Regions from separate parts of the Homo sapiens genome. Here all the other regions are linked to region 1. The links are chromatin loops, found by intact Hi-C in ENCODE. Cell type or tissue: Caco-2. All regions are shown on one strand. Links, peaks and the distances in the headings refer to the core of each region. The heading gives the core; the rest is flanking DNA.

Evidence for each region. Hi-C counts contacts between places; a loop is a spot of excess contacts. Peaks named below come from ENCODE experiments on the same cell type or tissue, not always from the same donor. Only the 100,000 strongest peaks of a DNase experiment are listed, where the experiment ranks them.
Region 2: it touches region 1 in a loop (3-fold over the local background); 2 of 110 quality-filtered maps call a loop at or near these places.
Region 3: a loop joins it to region 1, with 13 times the contacts of the local background. A loop is called at or near these places in 5 of 110 quality-filtered maps.

Annotation. Positions count from the first base shown.
Region 1 is chr18:9,969,096-9,974,022 of GRCh38, forward strand. No RefSeq gene overlaps it. Among named protein-coding and RNA genes, the nearest start is that of VAPA, 58 kb to the left of the region's middle. In Caco-2, for the core only: a CTCF peak has its summit at 2,416 (motif pointing right); a DNase peak (open chromatin) is centred at 2,436.
Region 2 is chr18:10,138,325-10,143,251 of GRCh38, forward strand. No RefSeq gene overlaps it. Among named protein-coding and RNA genes, the nearest start is that of VAPA, 230 kb to the left of the region's middle. RefSeq lists an enhancer at 2,160-2,659. In Caco-2, for the core only: no CTCF peak of the experiment used is centred there; a DNase peak (open chromatin) is centred at 2,807.
Region 3 is chr18:10,318,760-10,323,686 of GRCh38, forward strand. LOC105371985 (a long non-coding RNA gene) reads right to left here and starts at 4,571. Exons shown (of 4, transcript XR_001753346.2): 1 at 4,347-4,571; 2 at 3,389-3,626. RefSeq lists an enhancer at 1-288. In Caco-2, for the core only: no CTCF peak of the experiment used is centred there; no DNase peak of the experiment used is centred there.

The sequences.
Region 1 (4,927 bases), core at 500-4,499:
TGTGCATGCACACGGGGTAGCCATATAAAATGGGCTCTTACTACGGATTGTGGTTAAAAGAAAAATCTGAAAGCCCTGCCTCAACTGAAACCTACCCCGCCTGCTTCTCCTCATCTTCATTTCTGCGCAGAGCTCCAGACTTCCCATATGGGATCCACAAACCTCCTCGCTCTTCATCTTCTAGGGACAGCCTTTTGCCGCCAGGCTCCAACAGAAGCTGAGATGTCTCCTGGGGGCCCTGCTGTGGTCTGGAATGGAGAAGACCCTTCCACGCTGGGAGGAGGGGCTGGTTTCCTTCCTCGTTTTCACGCCTGTTCTGAGGTTTTCTTTCCTCCCTCTTGCAACAGCCCAGGCTTGTTTCCAGCTCGCGCCGCCCTCAGCCCACCTCGCTCCTTCCCTCTTCCAGCCTGCACCCTCCCCTGCCCGCCACGCTCTCGGGGGTCATCGCTGGGCGGGTTGCTGTTTGTTGACCTCCCCCTTCCAGGGCACTTTCTTCACACACCTGTCATTCACTGTCCTGAGGGAGAGTTTTTGTCACCACTGGGCAGAAACATCTCTGAAATCTCGGCTGCAGATAACTGCTTTCCAATCACAGCGATCCTTTCATCCGAGTTGCAGAAATATCCTCTATGGCCATAACTTCTTACCTCAACTCTTCCACTCACGAAGTCACCACTTTCTTACTAAGAGTGGCCTTTTCTTGGTTCCCTGGCTGGCATTCGATGCCAGTGCTGCCAACTTCACTGCTTCCACCGGCTCCACAGCTGCCTGGCACGCCCAGCCCCTCGGGGTTTGCTGGCTCGGGGCGTCCCCTTCATTGTAGTTCAGGGCCCCTTCAGTGCACATTTAGGGTGAGCCGGTGTGTTAAGCCACACCACACTGACTTTGGGAGATGGGCCGATGCTGGCCTTAGACTGCAGGGACTGCGTTGAGACTTTTCTGGAAACATATAGGTGTGCCTGCATGGAGACTTTTCTGGAAAGCCATCCTGGAAGTGGCCATTTGGAAAGCAGGCAAGCCTTGACCCTTGGGAAAGGTGGGACTTCCTCTCCCCGGGCCCAGGGAGTGGGAGGGGAGAGGATTGGCCTGTGGCTTTGTGGAATTTGGTGTTTTCCCACGGGGGGAGATGGTAGTTGCAGAGCCTGGGAGGTTCCTTTAGCTTCAAGGGGACTTGTCTGTGTCCAGGCCCTCTCTCAAGCACAAGAGAAAGGTGACGATGCAGGATCCTTCCCTCAGGTGACACCCTCTCAGCTCAGCCACCAGAGTTCATGGCCAGCCTTGGTTGCGGGTGTGGGTCTGAAGAGTGGATCATGAAAAGCTGGTGGTTCTCCTGAAGGGAAACCCTCGAAACTTCTTTCTCACCCTCTGAGGAGTTGGTGGAAATATCTCAGGCCTCCGCTTGGGAAGAACGTGGAGCAGGGCTGGTGCCGCCGCAGAGACCAGCAAGCCGGGCTTGGTTCTGCAGGAATGAGTCTGAGGCACTTGCGGGTCCTGCTCTCTCAGCGGGGGCGATGGAGGAAGCCACCCTGCCATGTCCTTGTATTTAGAGAAGGGGCTCTGGGGAAAGCGACGTGGTGCTTGACTACTTCATCATCAGATTAGGAAGATATCTGGGGCCTTAATTTGGATAACTGGGTCAAGATTATACAACAATTATGGTTATATGCAAATTCTGTTGCTTTAAAAATAGGAATCACCTTATTTAATTATTTTAGGATCACAAAGCTTCCGTCCTCCAAGAATGACCACACGGTGGACATTTCAGGAGCCTTGGAGAGCCACACCTCTAATTCCCCCATCACCCTGAACGTGCAGCTTGCCATCCTTCTGTTTTTGTCTGTAAACTGGTGGCTATTGTCCTAAATCATTTTTCTTAGGGAATTTTCCGTAACATCAACCCCAATATTTTAACAATTGTGGCGTGTTTGGGATGGGGATCCCAAGCATTTCATCAGATTCAAGCATTTCCTATACTTGGAGCTTTTTTCTTTTTGGTTTCTAAAACTAGGTAAATAAGTGTATTTGGTTTCCTAACCTCCAAAGCCTTACTGATTTAATTTTTGCTAAATGGCACTGCTGAATTTTAATGTACACAACAGAGGGTCCTTGGAGGAACCGGTGTCACTCCACTCCAGGGGCCCCTTTCTCATTGAATTTTAGATGGTGCAGAAGGAATTGGGCTAGCGCCTTTCCTAGGAAGCCATGGGAAGATTTAGCACTCCAAAAAATTGTTTTAATTCAGCACCTCCAACAACCTGTCCCCGGACTCTTGTTTTTCTTAGTGCTAAACTATAACCACCTAGAACACACGCTTTTCACATTCTGAATAGTAACTTGAAGGCTGGTGATTCTGAATAGTAACTTGAAGGCTGGTGAACCATTAAATTCAACTGTTGTAAAATCTGATCCTGCCACGAGGTGGCAGTGTGGTCTTGTGTCTTGAGGCTTTCTGCACGATGGAAAACCCAAGTTGGTTTACACTGTCTGTACTGATAGACATTTAGTACAGACAGTATAAACCAATTCCTTTCAAAAACCCACATCTCAAACAAAATCAAACTATTAAGTTTTTAGTGCAAACTGTAATTGCAGGCTGAAGGAAGCTTTCTTTTTGATTCTAAGGATAGATATAAAACTTCTCCACTCTCCCTTAGAAGATATAAGAGTTTGTTTTTCCAGTAGAAAATTAGGCTAATTACAGTGATAATGTGGGTAAGCTTTTGTGGTATCTTTGATGAAAATATATAGTAGAATAATACCTTTAATTTCATTACTAACTTTCATCTGTGTGACTTACTTTGTTGAAAGCATTAATTTTTTATAATGTCTTATAATTACAGAAGGCATTATGTGTTTTTCTTTACCTGATCCTTCCCTCAAATGTTGAATAACTTTTTGATTTCATGATTAAATTCTGGGTTCTATGTACATCTCTCTTACCACACCCCCAACATGTTAACATGTAAATAGCCTATCTTGTCCACCCATTGTCAACTGGAAGCTCTGACTGAGGGGAAAGCAAGCTTGAATAAGGGCTTAAAAAAACAGTAATTTAAAAAGCAAAAAAGTCCTAACTTTTTTATTGCTGAAAATGTTAAGACACAATTGTCTTTGAGTTTACTGTTTTGGAACTCTAATGAGGGCCATCTCATTAACTTGAATGCTTTTGAACTCAGTTTAGCTTTAACGCGTGTGCTCTCAGGCAGGCAGGCAGGCAGGCGTGTTCCTCTGGTATTGCAAACATCTGTTTGGAATGGATCTAAATTCACATACACCATGCCTGTGCATTCAACATACCACCCTACCTAAGAGCTAAGGATGAAGAAGATGGTTATCTTTGACAAAAATCATAATTCCTGAGTGTCTCCATTGCACTTGGTGAAAATGTCACTTGGTCTGGGCCAGGTGACAGCCATGGGGTTAGACCAAGGGGCCAGGCCATGGATTAGAGCAGGCCTCAGACCCAGAGCTTGATCAAGGGGGGAATCACCCACAAACGAATGAACGCCTACTCTGTGGCTGTCAGTTTACTTACATTGGCTCCTGCAATCCCTCCAACAGGCCCATATCTCCCCTTTCCACAGAGGAAAAAGGTTTACCAGGTATGGTTGGCAGAACAAGGGGCCCCCAAAGATATCCACACCCTAATCCCCGGAACCTGTGAATACGTTAGATTACACAGCAAAGGGGAATTAAGGTTGCCCATATAATTAAGGTTGCTAATCCAATGACTTTCAGGTAGGGAGATTATTCTGGGTTATCCTGGTGGGTCCAATGTAATCATAAGAGTTTCTATGGCTGGAAAGGTGAGAACCAAAGAGATGGCAGCATGAAAAGGCCTCAGCCAGATGCTGCTGGCTTTGAAGATGGAGGAAAGGGCTTGAATAAGGGCTTAGAAGCCAAGGAATGTGGTGGCCTCAGGAAGCTGGAAAAGACATAAAATAGATTCTCTTGTAGAGCCTCTAGAAGGCGTACCGCCCTGCTGACACCTTGATTTTAACCAGTGAGACCCATTTGACTTCTGACCTCTAGACTTGCAAGAATGAATTTGTGCTGTGTAAGTCACTACATTCGTGGTAATTTGTTATGGCAGCAATTGGAAACTGACACACTGGTGCTCTATATTGTGGGTTACACAGGCGGCGTGGGGTGATTCCAGACTTAAATCATAGCTCACATGACTGAGAAAATGTTATTTCTTTGTTTCATGGATAAAGTGATATTTCTCACCTGCTAGGTAGAGGATGAGAGGAAAATCATTTTTAGTTCTGTTTGATATGAAATTTAGTCTTAATCCAATAATTAAAAAAAATCCCTTCAGGGAATGCTGTGTTTTTATTTTTAATAACCGTTCATTGTTTTAACTTCCTCCTTAATCACCTGCTCTGTTCTCATGGAGTGTGTGTGTCAGGTGACTCAGTGGCTGTGGGATTGGGGGGTCTCTGGTTCTCATCCAGCTCTGAGGCTCCCTGTCACCCCCTCATGTGTGTGGGTGGCCTCAGGGAAGGATTTTGCATAGAATGGGACTGAAGCGGGTGGGGCCTCAGGGAGTGGTTTTGCACAGGGTGGAGCCATGATGAGCTGGGCTTTGGGGTGCCTGCTGCTTCCTGCATTCCTGTGGGCAGGCCCAGTCTACACCGACATCGGGAGACCTTCGTGCCTGGTGTCCATTTCCCCAACTCTATAGACTTCTCCCCTCCTGGGTCTGCTGCCTGGAGTCCAGTCACCCTGGGTCCCCTCATTTCCCAGTCCAGCTCCCTGGTGCAGTCTGTGGTATAGCCCTCTCCTCCCTAATTAATTCCTCTTCTAGTCATAATGACCATCGAGGAGTGGCATGGAATTAAAGTCTCTGACTTTGGTTCTTTAGAAGCTGAAGAAAATTACAATTGTTTCAATATCTAAGCCTGTTTTTCAGCCCTCTTGTCCT
Region 2 (4,927 bases), core at 427-4,426, 170 kb after region 1:
TCTGTGAAAAGAGTAAGAACAGGGAACCATGAGGGTCCCTTCTAGGGTGAAGGTCCTGTGGATAGATACACTATGAATACTGACAATGGGGAAGAAATGAAAAGTGAAAAATTGTGGAGCAGAAAGCGTTGCTAGATCCAAGGAAAAGCAGGAGATCATGTAGTCAGACTCCTCTCAGTTTCCAGTCTCCCTGGAAGGGATCCTCCTCCTCCTCTGGGAGGAAGGAAGGGGAGAGAAAACTCCACTGGGGATTCCGGGCTGGCCGGGAGGCATGTGGTTAGCTTTCTCTCCTTGTAGAATCAATGAGTTTAAGAATCGGTGGGATTTTGTAGGAATTTGTCTTGTAAGGTTACAGTGTATTAAAAACTCTTGGAAACTGAAGTCCCGTCCCTTAGAAATAGTAGTCATATGGTAGAAAAATCTGGAAAATAGTAATGACTCAATAAATGTGTTTTTCTTTTCTCCTTTCTTGTCCAAGCTTCATAACTAATGCCTATCTCTTCTGACTAAAGAGAACTGCTTCTCTTCTTTTCTGTTCAGATATAAACAAGTGCTATTTTATACATCCAACATTCACTTTATGCGCCCATATATTTACCATTCACGATCTCTGGCATTTCATCTAAGAAAGCCTGTTAGGATTTCACTTAGTATGAGTCAGCTTGCAACTTGCATATGTTAGCTTCCATTGATACAGAAATGTCTTTCTTTAACTTTCTATGTATTTATTTTTTGAGACAGAGTCTCGCTATGGTTGCCCAGGTGGGAGTGAGGTGGTGTCATCTCAGCTCATTGCAACCTCCACCTCCCAGGTTCAAGTGATTCTCCTGCCTCGGGAGGCTGCCTCAGCCTCCCAAGTAGCTGGGATGACAGTTGCAAGCCACCAGGCCTGGCTAATTTTTGTATTTTTAGTAGAGACAGCGTTTTACCATGTTGCCCAGGCTGGTCTTGAACTCCTGACCTTAGGTGATCCACCTACCTTGGCCTCCCAAAGTGTTGGAATTACAGGTGTGAACCACCGCACCCGGCCTCTTTCTTTAACTTTCATTCTTGAAGCATGTTTTCCCCATGCACAGTGTGTTACTAGGTTGGCAGCTGATTTTCTTCTGTCCTTTGTAGATACATACCATTGCATTGTTTGCTGCCTTCTGTTTTTTTTTTTTTTTTTTTTTTTGGTTTTTGGGGTTTTTTTGTGTGGAACATTAGCTGTCAATCTATTGCTCACTTGAAGGTACTTGAATTTTTTTTCTCTGGCTGCTTTTAAGATTTTCTTTTTGTCTTTTTTTTTTTTTTTGCAGTTTTATGATGATATGTCTAGGTGTGCATTTCTTTATATTTATCTTTCCTGGGGCTTATAGAACTTCTTGATACTGTAGATAAATAATTAAACAATTAATCATTCTTTTGCTTAACAGATATTTACTGAGCGCATACCCCAGATCTTGGAGTCTAGTGGTGGGAGAAGACAGGAAATAGTTGATCTCAGCATGAACGATCAATGTGGCCCTGGTGGCAAGTGCATGTGCTTTGGGAGCACATCCTGTTGGGGTTGCTGTTGAAACCAAGTCCTGAAGGACAAGTAGAGGATCAGCAGGCAAAGCGTGTGAGAAGGCTGGAGAGAGTGTTTCCATATGTGGGTCTCCATCTGTAAAGCTCCAGGAGATGAGGGCATGAAGGGCATGTGGAACTGCAAGGAGGCCAGTGTGTCTGAAACATGGTGCAGGACAGCGGGATCTGTGGAGGACAGGGCCAGAGATAAAGCCCGTTTTTCCAGGGCCCATCTCCAGCCGCTGCATTTCTTTCGAGCTTTAGACAGACTATCTGCTTCCCATATGACATTTTTTCCAGGATGATTCAAGCCACTTCAAACTCAACTTGTCTGGAGCTGACTCATCCTTCTCAAATCTCAGCCTCCTCCAGAATCCCCGCCCCTGACTCAGTTGCACTCCTAGAAAACTGGACAGTGTTCCCTGCAGGCCTGGCAGCCCTGCAAGGAGGGAATGACTTGAGAAGAGTTTTTGCTTCAGAAAGCTCACCCTTGACTGCAGTGTGGAGCAAGGATTGGAGGGATGAACTGGAAGCAGGGGCCCCTGCGAGGGGAATGTTACTCTAGTGCAGGTGGAGAGGATACGGGCCCATCCACACTGGCAGCAGCAGAGTGGTGGGAGAGTGGAAAGGGGTGAGCAGCAGAAAGGAAGTCGACTTGGTGAGATTTGGTGACTGATGGGAGGGGAGGCAGACTGTGGGTTTGAAGCACTGGGCCAATGGCAGACTCATGTAGGAGTGAGAGGGGCCCTAGGACGGCAGTTGGTCAGGGTGGCTTTGGGCTTGTTGAACTGAAGTGGTGCCCAGGAGGAAGCTGAGCTGCAGCTCTTAGTTTCAGGCGAAAAATCAGCCCTGCAGACACAGGGCCGGGATTTGTTACCCAATCTGTTGTAAAGTGCTTCCTTCACAGTATGCCTTTGCTCTGAATAACTCTAACCCCACAGACTTACTCAAGTGTCACTTTACAAACTCTGACACAGTGAAAAAAAAGTCTCTCTTTTTTTCTCCTACCCCCATTTTCATGCAGGAAATAACAACAAAGACCCAGGTCAGAGATGAGTCTTTGTAGAGCTTCCCAAAGTGATTTGAGGCTGGGAGGCTATAGTCAGTGGAATATAGAATTTGTGCAAAAGCTGGAGAAGGCTGACAGTGGCGGTCAGGGAAATCTAAATTGGCCCCAGCTGACAACCTCATCCCAAGCTTGGTGGGGCCCCACCCCCTGCTGAGAGAGCCACCCATTCAGGCCCCTGGGCTTTGTAAATAGTTTCTGTTTAGTTTTCAGCTCACAAGAAGCAAGCACATAAAAGAGTTAGTCATCGGGCCGATTCAGCAGGGCACACATTAGCTAGATATTGACCTGGGCTCCTTTCACACCAGGTGAGTGATGTGTTGAATGTTGGAGCTGGGTAGAATCTAGCCTGAAAGTCTATATTAACTTTGCAGGGATTATAAAAGAGAAACTGAGGTTGCCTAAATGGGAACTATTTTCATGTGTTCAGATGGGTTGACCTGTGTGAGTACCCCAGGCTAAAGTAGCCAAATAGGAGAAGACACTGTGAGACTCACCCTGGTCTGTTTCAGCCGAATGAACTGAGGTGGGCAGAGAAGTTTATTTTTGAAATGGCCAAAGTCTCTTCCTGATTTGGTTGATCCAGCTGGGGCAACTCCTCACACATCCGAGGCTCTGGCTCTGCAGGGTAGCTCGGGGTGCTTGGCTGATGTTTGAGTTAGGGGAGAGCTTTCACATCTGTAGGGTGACAGAAGCCCTTATCACAGCATGATGCAAGCCACTGCTAGGAAGACACCCTTGGGGGCCAGCCATGCTCTGGGGAAACCAGCAAGTCACTTTGAGTTCACAAAGAGTTGGCTTTATCCAAAGGTCATGCCAAGGGATACTCTTCATGTTCCTGGAGTCTCCCGAGGCACGCCCTCCTGCCCGGGCATTTGTTCTCCACGGTCCCTGGGGAAAGCACCAGCTTTCACATACTCCAAGTCCTCCACCTTGTGACATCGAAAGAGGTATCAACAGTTTAAATCTGTGCACTGAGCATGTGAAAAATTCCATTTCCCACCCGCCACAAATTGTCTAAAAGACAGACTGATTTTATGACAAGAGTGTTTCTCTTCTCTATTGTTTACTTTCTTTAGTTCCTGATTCTTCATTTTCACACATTTTTATGTGGCCTGATACATAAATTCAACTTAACAGCAGCCATTGTGTTTAGGAAGCCCAGAGAATTCTTATTTTCCAACTGTTCACCAGCATTCTCTACTTGTGGAAAGTAAAACCCTTAGAGCCCAATGTGACTTATGCGCGGATATTTTTCAGATAATGGAGTAGCTACAAATAACCGATTTTCCTGTTTCTCCGAGCCTCTCCCTGACAGATAATGAAGTCATAAAGGGCATCATGATTTCAGTGCCGATACTGGAACCTCGTGTTCAGATTCAAACTCGCTTTGTTCTTGACTGTGTGACTGAAAGCTGGAAAATAAGCTGTGACTCAAATTTTTGTCTGGATAATTTATATTGTAATTAGTTAACTAATTAATTAATTTATGAACAAGTTGTGGGTTGTTAGATTTAAATGGACACAACTGAGTGTAAGTTCTAACTTTTCCTTGTGAGACGGGACCCCTGGCTTCAGTTTCTGTGCAAAATAAAAATCGAGCTATGTGATTTTTAAAGTGCATTCCAGCTCTGTTTTTTCCCAGGTCTGTGATTGGAAAATATCCCTGACTCACAGCCCTTGCTTCCCGGTGCCCTGGCTCTCACCCTCACGTTGGCCCAGCACTTAGGGCTCCCCTCCCTGGCCTCTGCCCAGCTATGCGACTTGGCGCCCTCTTCCCTTTATAACACTGGTGCCCTCTCCCAAGTCCAATTGTGAAAAATTCTGAGACTAGGTTACCCTATGCTATGTTCCTGCTACCCCTCCTCCTGAAGCCTGCTCCCTCCCTTCCCCCATGCAGCCAGCACGGGAAAAAACACTTAGAGTAGATCGAGTTTATCCCCCACGTTCCCTCACCCCGCCCACATGCCCTCATCCCCTCTCCTGCCACCAGCAACCTCCCTCCTGAGAGCCCCAAGTCAGCATTCTCGTTCTGCGCAGACCGTCTTGTGAAAGCAGAAAGCCACCTGATGAGCAAGTTCACATGGACATGCCAATGACAGTGCAGTCTCCTTCTTGGGAGGATTGCCCATCTATTGGGTGTTTTGTATGTGCCAGGTGCACTTTTACTCCTCTTTCAACGATGTGATGAGGTCATTATTATCATCCTCATCTATAGTGCATGCTATAGAAGCCCTGAGCAGCCCTCGCAGGGCCTGCCATGTGAATTACCTTGCCAGTGACTGGAATCTGCTTTAAGAAGATAGAGCTGGT
Region 3 (4,927 bases), core at 360-4,359, 350 kb after region 1:
TCACAGCATGTGAGTGCTCCTTATCCCTTATCCCTCCCACAGAGCCTGGAGCATTCTAACACAGTTCCCCCTGCCCTCGCCCATTTCCTACATAAGTGGGGACGATTCTTGAAGCTGGCATTTTACAGAAGCAGAAGAACACTCAGTAAAGCTAAATAGATGATGAAGAACAAAAACATCTTAAAATATTCTAAGTTTGGTTTATAGTGACCACAAAGGAATACATGAAAAATACCATTTTAGACTCAATAAGGATATTGGAGTTTTGTCCATTATAATTTTTAATCTTTGCTCAATTTCTTTTTAATATTTTTTTCCCATAATATTTGACTTTGGGGCCATGAATGGATCAGACAGTGTTTTTTTCTTCTGAATTCTAGCTGCAGCACTAAACAATTTCTACACTTGAAGAATGCTGGGTAATACTAGGGCTCAGCAGTGTTGCTTCTCCTTTTCTTTTTCTGGGCATGTGGGAAACTGCACTTTACAAGGTCCTTGCACGGGGGTTTACTTTCTTCCTCAGCCTAGAAGTGACACAGGTCTCTTGGGCTGCCGTTTAATTGGTCAAATCTGGACACCTTTGCTCCACCTGAGTCTGCACTCTCTTTCCTTTCTTCAGTCAAAGATGTTCTTGATGGAGTCCCTGTCAGCCTGGATCCCAGAGTGCTGATGTGGAGCAGAAAACTCCTTGCCCCAAGTTGGACATGTAGCATGGGTGAGAAATAAATCTAAGTGTATGTTTTGGGAATTTCAAAGTGCATTTGTTATTGCAGGATAACCTAGTAACTGCTGAATAATATAGAAGGTCTAATGGCAACAGGTTAAAAAAAGTAAGAAAGGCCACATCAAATCACTTTGTAGCAATTGCACCTACCTGGCTCTGCTAATAAACGAGGAAAGAATAAGAAAGTAGTGATAGTCCTAACATACCTAAAACATAACAACTTACAATAATCACTTCTCCAAAATCCTTCTACTTAAAGGATTCCACAGATGTTTGCTGATGAGTTAGCCAACTTGAAGTTGAATTGATCATTATAGTTTATTTGTTCCTTCAATAAATATGTGCCAGGTTTGTCATCATGTGGTAGGTAACAGGCAACTAACAAGATGGACATGTCATATTTACAGTATGATAGATGGTGATAACTGCTATGTTCAAAAGAAAAATGCAGGAAAGAGGGTATGGAGTAAAGGGTGGTGTACGATTTTAAATAGGGTGGCAGGAAATTGCTTACTGAGAAGGTGAGAGAATAAGCTATGCTGATATCAGAAAGAAAAAGTGACATAGGCAGAAGGGACAGGAAGTGCAAATGGGCTGAGCTAGAACTTTGTCTGGTCCCTTCCAAGGTTAGCAGAGAGGCCAGGGAGCTGAGAGAAGCAAGCAAGAGGGGAAGTGGGAGGAGAGGAGGGTAGTTGTCTATGGGTGAGGATGTAGGCAGATCAAACTTGCAAGACCTTATAGCTCTGTAGGTAAGGCAGATTCTACCAAGTCCGAGGGCAGAAGCAAGGCAGAGTAGAGCAACAGCAGAGGAGCGCCATGCTCTGACTGGATGGGGAAGAATCTGGATTGAAGTGCCAGGGGAGGAGCTTTGAGACCAGTTTGGAAGCCATTGCAACAGCCCAGGTGGGAAGTGATAGCCTCTGGCCAGGGTGGCAGTGGGGCAAGGGTGAGGAATGGTGAGACGCAAGAAGGCAAGTAGAGCTGCAGGTATTGCGATGGATCAGATGTGCAGTGTAAGCGTCCACGACGATGCTGAGAGTTTTGGCCTCAATAACCATTTTTTGATCATCTTATGATCATCACGCCCACATGTCAGTAGAGGCACCATTAATCATACATGGAGAAATACAAACCTGGAGAGATGGAATCATGTTTCCGAGATCACAAACGTGGCAGGTCCAGGGATCTGGACACACCCCTGTGATCCACATTCCCCTGACCCCAGATCTCCTGCGTCCCATTTCTCCCCATAACTGCATCCTCTTGGAGGCCATCGGAAGCAGAATGAGAAGCAAGTCATTATGACCAAGAAAAGTCCTTGCCAGATGTCTGTCTTCATTCTCTCTGAAAGCCCACACGCCACCCAATCGGCTTCTGAATTACACGGGATCTAAAGGAGTGTTTCCTTTTGTTATTTGCAAAATAAGAAGGGGTCACTTCTAAGCTTTTTCTATGCACATCCTCTTACCATGAATCACTATTTCATGTTCAGTGTGTGGGCGCGAAATATTGGAAGCCTTCTGGGGGTTGCTGCTGGGGAAGAATGTTTCATTGTGTAACCACAGACATGGGCTACTCCAGAGTTCTTGACAAATGTCCATGTGTTTTCTGACCACCCTGCAAGGAGGCGGCACTGGTTTGAACTTGGCCTATGCACCTCACTTCAGCTCTGAGACACATGGACATTCCCGGGTCTGCCACAGGCTCTGTGGAGGGCGGCTGAGTACAAGACACAGCCATCCGCTCTCCTTTCATGCCTTGGAAGGAATGCCCATCGAATCCTTCCTTGCATCCCTTTAGGATGTTTTCTTGGGACTTAGAAAAACACCATTTTCTTTCACACAGGATAGAAGAATTTTTTCCCAAAGGTTGAGCTCAATAGCATGAACTTGAGGCTTTTTTTTCCTCAAATTGTGGTTGATGGCCATCTGTCTGTCACTGGAGGTATTTTTCTTAAATGAAGATTCCTGAACCCCACCCAAATTACCTGAAATTAAAATAGTTGGGGTGAGGCCAGGAATACCTGCATTGTGAGCAAGCTCCCCAGATTATTTTTATATCCACTATGTCTAAGCTTCAGAACTGGATGAAGAACCAGAAATGCAAAGCTCTAGTCCTGTGGGAGCCCCTGCATTCACTACTTGAGACCATTTTGAGGCCAGCAGACCCCAGCTGGATCCCATCTTCTCTACCGCCAGTCCTGCCCTCCCCAGCAGGCATACAAGAGCTGCAGGGACCAGGCTGCCCCTAGCCCTCTGATAAATGCTGTCACAGCCTGGCTGCAGGTACCAGGACTCAGAGGTTGTCCCGGGCTTCCCCAGTCTGGGTAAGAAGCAGCTGTGATGGATGGCCCCAGAGGGACAGGCTGACCCAGGCCCCCTTTCTGGTCCTGATGAGAACTGTGCAGCAAGCTCATAGCCAGGACTGTTGGTACATCAACTGACAAAGAAGGACTTGGCCTCTGGTGAGCATAAAATCCTGTCTTGACTAAGGTTGAGGGGGTGGAATTGACCTTTCCAGAATGTGCACCCTTCCCCTTAGTCTAAACAAATCCTTTTGCCCTTTTCCACTCAGCTGAGGGCCAGGCCCCCTTCCTGACTGCCCCAGCTCACACGAGCCCCCTTCTCGAAATCCCATTGCGCTCCCCATCGCCATTGGCCTCACCTTACTCCGTCTTGCCTTTTCATTGCTGATTCATGTGGGTTACTGTGGTGCAGTGGAAAGAGTGCAGACCTTGAGCCAGCAGATCCAGGTGTGAATCGCAGCTGTAGAGTGCAGTGTCTACCTCTCAGAGTCTCAGGGTCTTGTGTGTTCAGTGGTGATGAGACCACACAGCATCGTGCAGGGTGAAATAACATGACCCATGGAAAGCTCTTGATGCAAAATGAGACTCCTCCCTGTCCTGCAGAGCATACCAGTTTAAGCTATATTAGATACAGCTCTGCTTTTCTGTTCCTAGAAAGTTTGACAGCAGCTGACATTTCCTGAGTACTTACTGCCTGCTAGGCACTGTGCTAAGTTCTTTCATGTGTTATTTCAGTCAATGATCCCAACCACCCTGTCAGATAGGTCCTATTATTATCCCCATTCCACAGATCTGAAAAATAGAGGTTAGCTTGGTTAAGCCATCTGCCAAAGAGCAGATAGTGATAAGCTGTGGTCAGAAATCAAACCCAGGTGTGTCTGGTTCCAGGGCCCGTGGGATGCTAGTCTCTGACCACAACTCACATGAGTATTATGTGAGTTGTGACTCACATACACACTTGCTGACTGTAAGTTTCTGGATGTTTTCATGTCAATGAATACTGTAACGAACCAACCAAGTTCCTAATTTTTTTTAAGGGCAATGGTTCCTTCATCCTTATAGTCCCACGACTACACTATAAATTCCCACAATCCACCTCTAAGCACCTCTAAACCCAAATTATTTTCCTTCTAAAATAAACCAGTATAATAAATAACAACAGTAATGATCATGGTAACAATAAACATTTTGAACGTAGTTTTTCTCTTCTTTTTCTCCTTTTGTTTCATGACAGTGGATAATGTGAGAGTGGAGAATGGAACAGAAGCTTGGAGAGGTGACGGCAGCGACTGAGCAATGTGTGTTTGTTGTACCTACCCTCTGTCAGGGCTGTCTGGGGAGAGCCGTGATGGGGTGCAGGGCGAGGCGTCTTATACCATGCTCGTCACTCTGGAGGAAACACAACTCCAATCACAAGAACTGAGCTGAAGTCTCTGGTTCGTTATTTTTTGTTTTGTAGCTGAGAATGTTAGTAAGCTCTGCTGCTGTTCCACACACAATAATGCCAACTTCCTTGTGAGTCACTGAAGAACATGGAATGTGGTGTGTGAATTGCTTCGAAGACCCTGACTGGCCACCCGAACAACAGGTGTCAGTTCTGAATTTAGGAGGTGCTTAGTAAATGTTTACTTCGGGATTTTAATTATAAATAATTGTCTTAATCCTAAATTATTGAATTTGACCACACTTGGAGGAGGCAGATCTTGAGTTCACTGGGTTCATTACCTGTAGCATTATACACCCACCTGGATCAGTTAATAAAAATGGATAAGCAAGAGCTACAATGAGCATCCGAGAAACACATGCCTGCCTGACCCCACACATCTGACAGTCAAAGTCAGTGACATTTCAATGCTTTTCCAACCACCAATTCGTATGATCCTCATACTGGGTGAGCA